Regions from separate parts of the Homo sapiens genome. Here region 2 is linked to region 1. Evidence: chromatin contacts called from ENCODE Hi-C or POLR2A ChIA-PET data. All regions are on one chromosome and are shown on one strand. The core of a region is the stretch at or near the end of the contact, and the rest is flanking DNA. Distances in the headings are between cores, read along the strand shown.

What was found. A loop is a pair of places that touch in the nucleus more often than their neighbours do. ChIA-PET counts read pairs that join two places held with the same protein, here RNA polymerase II (POLR2A). Pooled maps may share reads with other maps.
Region 2: a loop to region 1 is called in a map of Calu3, with 2.1 times the contacts of the local background. The contact joins two enhancer-like sites. A Hi-C loop is called at or near these places in 3 of 168 maps with a recorded cell type or tissue (CD14-positive monocyte, Calu3 and heart left ventricle) and 2 of 50 pooled maps. POLR2A ChIA-PET finds 5 or more read pairs at or near these places in 1 of 52 experiments (activated T-cell).

Annotation. Positions count from the first base shown.
Region 1 is chr17:69,174,380-69,177,216 of GRCh38, reverse strand. ABCA10 (ATP binding cassette subfamily A member 10) reads left to right here. Exons shown (of 39, transcript NM_001377321.1): 23 at 1,704-1,811; 24 at 2,440-2,610; 25 at 2,823-2,837. Among named protein-coding and RNA genes, the nearest start is that of ABCA6, 34 kb to the right of the region's middle. Within about 2 kb of position 1,341, at least 6 of the 41 ENCODE cell types and tissues checked have a DNase peak (open chromatin) inside an H3K27ac peak, as active enhancers do; they include CD14-positive monocyte, where a contact is called at or near this core.
Region 2 is chr17:69,092,107-69,094,943 of GRCh38, reverse strand. The region is part of intron 25 of ABCA6 (ATP binding cassette subfamily A member 6); the gene reads left to right. It also overlaps the pseudogene SEC24AP1. Among named protein-coding and RNA genes, the nearest start is that of MIR4524B, 6.0 kb to the left of the region's middle. Within about 2 kb of position 1,468, at least 6 of the 41 ENCODE cell types and tissues checked have a DNase peak (open chromatin) inside an H3K27ac peak, as active enhancers do; they include CD14-positive monocyte, where a contact is called at or near this core.

The DNA.
Region 1 (2,837 bases), core at 92-2,591:
GAAATGGGGAAGTTGAAAAGGAAAGTTTATTTGGAGGAGATGCTAGTATTAGTTTTTGACTTAGTATATTAGATAAAGCAGAGTATACCCAAGTAGATACTTTCTGTAGAATATTTTAAAAGCAAGGAACCCAGAGAAGTAGATGGAGATAATGCATACTTTGGGAATCATTAGGATGAAGTTGAGGATATGCAGAAGAGAGATGGGGGAGCAAAGAAAAGCAGAGATTTAGGGTAGCAAAATTAAGCAGTACACCCAAGTAGAGAGTGCAGGATATAAAGGAGAAAAAAGGTATCTCTTTAGTTGGACCCAAACTGCTTGTACACTCTAAGTACAGTAGTCCCCCTTTATCTATGATTTTGCTTTCTGCGGTTTCAGTTACCCTTGGTCAACCATGGTTGAAAAATATTAAATAGAAAATTCTAGAAATAATTTATCAGTTTTAAATTGCACACTGTTCTGAGTAGCATGATGAAGTCTTGTCCGATTCTTAGAGAGGAAAACAGATATGTGCATCAACCAATGACATTGGCCCATTTAATATTAAGCAACAGGATCAACAACATGGGTAATATCCTTTCCCAGGGGTGATACTGGGAAGCAGGGATATGGAGTCATAAGTGTTACCCTTCCCTTACACTGATGATTGTGCATTTATTTAGCCCCTGGTAATCTGGTTCTTCCCACATCTTTACTAATACTCTTAGAACAACCTTTTCATTGCTTCTTTTTTGCCCTTCCACCTGCACCTGCATTTATGACAAAAACTTACCTTTTCTGCACTCCTTTTCTTTAGATTTTTTTTGTCATAATAATAATAAATTACAGTGTCTTGAAAAAAACTTAAAGACCCCTCAATGCCTTGACAATTGTTTAATTTAAACAATTTTAGAAGTCAAATTATGTAGGCAGGGAAGATTTGCTCTCTTCTAATTGTATCTTGCACGTAGTTAGGCATAATGCCTAAGCATAAGTCCAGCTTCACAACAATCACTATTAGAGGCCAACTTGGAAATAGGGAACTGGAACAAATGACAACTTAACTCAGTGCTTCAGATATGATAACTGTAGCTCCCTAAAATATCAGATGTAAATGTAAAAGAGAAACTGCTCATGCCCTCTAAGTACAATAGTCCCCCTTCACAGTGATTTTGCTTTCTGATGTTTCAGTTACCTTTGGTCAACTGTAGTTCTAAAATATTAAACGGAAAATTCCAGAAATAAATAATTCATATGTTTTAAATTGCATGCTGTTCTGAGTAGCATGATGAAATCTTGCCCTGTCCTGCTTCCCACCCAGGAAGTGAATCATCCCTTTGTTTGGTGTGTCCACACTGTATATGTTACCCATTAGTCACTTAGTAGCCATTTCAGTTATCAGATTAAAAAAACATATTATGTATAGGGTTTGGTACTATCCAGGTTTCAGGCATCCACTTGGAGTCTTGGAATATATCCCCTGTGGAAACGGGAGACTACCGTATATACATATAAAATTGAGATTTTGAATTTCTTTTATATCATGCTGTTCCTGGGAATGGAACCTGCCACTAAGGTTAACAAAACATGTTTGCTTGTCTCTTTGCTTCTTAAATCAGGTGAATGCTTCTAGAGTTTTTCTTTATTTCCTGGAAACGTATCTTATAATGTTTGTATAATTTGTAACAATTGCAACAGCTTACTGATGTGTTTTCATCTTTCAGGATGACATAGTGCTGGATCTTGGTTTTATAGATGGGTCCATATTTTTGTTGTTGATCACAAACTGCGTTTCTCCTTTTATCGGCATGAGCAGCATCAGCGATTATAAAGTAAGAGGGAGAGAGAGGAAATTAGATTGAGATTGATTTTATTTGACTGTAGTAATTGCAATTTTATTGTTTTATACACACACAGTTGTACTTTGGTTAATGTTTTTACACATACATTACAATCTAATATCAGTATAGATTATAGTAAACACATGATTTCAAAGAGGTCAGAAAGTTTACCATTTAGCACAATAAAATTGCCACAGCTGTAAGGGAAATCATGCTAAATAAACTTCAGGGATGAAGATGTGGTACTGTTTGATCCATGCAGTTATTTCACAGTTCCAAAGGGAATTTAGATTTTTAACTATAGCATGAAATGTCAGACATACAGTGTTTCCAATTATTTAACTACGCTTTAATAAACTGGGCTTTAAAAATATATAGTGTAGTCATCTTCATTAATCTGTATCAATGGGTAAATTAACTTTAAAAATAGCTGAGACTTTTCTGTTGAACCAATAACTACACATTTCCATTGGAGATGCTAGATTTTTAGGAGGATGCTTTTTGTCACACAGACACTATAACATACTATTTCTAAAATTTATTAAACAATTTTTTTTACATAACCACAAAATCTTTTCAAACTAAGATCCCTTCCTCTATCCCTTCTATTCTTTGTCAGAAAAATGTTCAATCCCAGTTATGGATTTCAGGCCTCTGGCCTTCAGCATACTGGTGTGGACAGGCTCTGGTGGACATTCCATTATACTTCTTGATTCTCTTTTCAATACATTTAATTTACTACTTCATATTTCTGGGATTCCAGCTTTCATGGGAACTCATGTTTGTTTTGGTAAGTGATCATTTTTTCCACAAGCCAATTATAATAGTAGAATCAAAATGAAAATTCATTTTCATGAATGTTTTGTCATTAGCAAAAGGCATGTAATATGCAAGAAAATAAGAAAATTGCCTTAGGCAGCTTTATGACCTGATTATCTCCCCTCCTCTTTCCCTCTATGACCTGCCATTTCTAATCTTGCCATTGATCCTCATTATTTGCAGGTGGTATGCATAATT
Region 2 (2,837 bases), core at 219-2,718, 82 kb after region 1:
CAGCCTGAGTGATGCTGCAGATGCCCTAGTGAGTGCCCCTCATAGATGCTTTTTCAGCAGCTTGTCCTTCAGTCCTAAGTAAACAGCATGCTGGAATCAAGCTTCCTTTTGTGGCTTTTGCCACTCCTTGTGTTGACCCTTATTACACAGAAATCATTCCAAACTGGAACAAATGCACATCTAGATGGACACATTTTTTGCTATGTGCCTCATGAAATAGTTGCCCCTGGCTTACCGTATACTCACAACTTATCCCAGTTTGTATAGAGCTGGAAATTTCTCAGACAAGAGAGCATTCAGCATCAGTGATAGAAACATACCTCAGCCCTTGCCTTTTAGCTTTTAGTGGAGAAGCTGAGCAGGTTTAATTTCCTCATGGCTGCAGGCTCCATAGTGATGCTTTGGGTTGGAAAACATTATAGACAAGATTTTCTCAGCCAAGTTCCAGGATTTCAAATCTGTGCATCAATTCCATAGACTGTGACAGAACTTCTAGAACTTAATAGGCCAGAATCTTCCAAAACAATAAGTTTCATCTCTAGGCTTAGAGAGCAGAAACCATTTTCCCATTGTGGAGTAAGGAGTGAGAGTCCAGTGAGAGGAACTTTCCTTCAAAAAATGGCAGAAGACAGAATCTGCATTATCATATTATGAATGCCCCTTGTATATACGGCAGCAAGTGAATAGATGAACAAAAGAAGAAATTTGACTTTGTTCTTTCTAAGGAAAGATGATAATGCAGAACCACTTCTTAGGCTTGTGAACTAACATGGTGATTAAGGTGTTCTCACTGTGATTTGAAAAAATTATCACAAATAAAAGATCACAGCAGAAAATCAGACATGACACTGAGAAACACTGTATTTTTAAAATCAAAACACATACACGTATGATTGCATGCCTTTTATCCTTTGCTGCCATTTATGCTTAAGTTGTTATGGATTCAAATAAGGCAAGACAATATTCCAGAGGCAAGGTACGTTTTGGAAAACAAAGACTGTTCAAAATATAAAAACAAAATTACACCGCAGTGTAATAGTAAAATATGTATTTATATATTTGTAATTTCTGATTGTTTTTCCTTTGCCCTTCTTATGCTTATCTATTTCAGTATATTTATTTATTTCATTTTTCTATCACTGAAAGGAATCTACATATTTCTAGAATGGTGGAATGTCAGACTTGAAAGAAATTCAAAATTGTCTAGTATGATTTACCAAATTTTATAGTGTTGCAGGAAATTAAGGAACTAGAGAGACCGATCGGGATACAGGAGAGCTTTTATTTTAGGTGTATATCGGCTCAGCAGACATGTGTCCTGAAAGTCTGAGCCCCTAACAAAGAAAGCGAGCAACTTTTAAGCATTTTGGGGCGGGAAAAACTTGAAGCAGGAAGCAGGTTTGCAGAAGTGAGAACAAAGGCTGTTTATCATTTATGCCATGACTTGCATCTTAGGAAAAATATGAGTTGCAATTTAACTTTCACTTACTTATCTTGTGACCTTGCAGCTGCACAGCAAGAAAAACAGGGACTTACAGAACTTACAGAATATGTGGGAAGTAGATATGGTTAATGTTTCTTGGGACAGTTAGTATTCTCTTTTAACTTTAACTTCGGCGGAGGTGGGGGTGCGCAACTTAAATTCTTTTCAGCCTTGGTTAATACAGCAATTCATTCTATGAGCTATTGTTATTTTTCTGTTACTATAATTTTCACTATTATTACTTATGCCATTATTCTGTTATTTTCTTAATTTCCTACTTCAATAGAGGAAAAAATTTAGTAACTTGCTCAGAAAAACACAAAAAGTAGTGACAGGCTCAGGAATAAACTTGAAGTCTCAGACCTTATGTCATTCCTCATGTTAAAAAATATGAGACAGTAGCATGGTTGGCAATACTGATTCAGAACTTGTGCTGATGAACACATCTTGATTTCAGTAGGCTAAAAAGTTTTAAAATTATACCTCTTCACAAAGACCTCAAGCAGTTTGCACTAAAATTTGCATTTGCATACAAATAACTTATAATTTATTTCTAAATATGTGTTGAAAATATATGTTGTGAGAATTTATCATTGTACAGCTAGTATCAACTTAAACGATGCTAGTCCTAGGACTAAGGCAATTTGTTTACTCCTCACAGGATCATATGTCAGAAGGTATAGTATGTTGATATTCAATGCAGTTGTCCTTTGGTGATCTGGGATCCATTTGGAAGGACAGTGTAGGCAATGTTTCTCCATCATTGAGTGAAGCCACAGTCAGTAGTTAATTTGTTTCTAGAGTCCAGTGGAATTCCATACCCCCAGGGTTGTGGTGCTTTACTGGTACCCTAGACCCCTGCCTGATAAGGAAGTATCTTTTCAGCCTATTATGCTGTGTGGTGGAGGTATAGTAGCACATCTTAGCACACGGAGTTCTGGAGTATCCTCTCACACTGTCAAAGTTTAGACTCCTCTCTTGTTCCAGTGGATGAGAAGAGAGGAAAGAAACTGTAGAAATATGGAGGTCTGGTAGAATAAGAGGAGTCAGCTAAGTGAACTGAAGGACTTAAGAGTGAACCCCAGATTTCTCATTTGTAAAGGGAGAGATAATAAAAGTACTACATTATGGAGTTGTGAGGATTAAATAATTCATGCTAGATTATTAAAACCTGGCATTTATGTAATATTCAGTGAATTTAGCAATTATGATTCTATTTTTATTATAATCAGTACATTAATAAGATCTGGGAAAGAAAGGGTAGTGCTCAATACATACTTGGCTGATCAATTGATTCTTAAAACAAACAAACAAAATTATCCTTATTCCTTCCCATTTGCCAGTAAAAAAAATT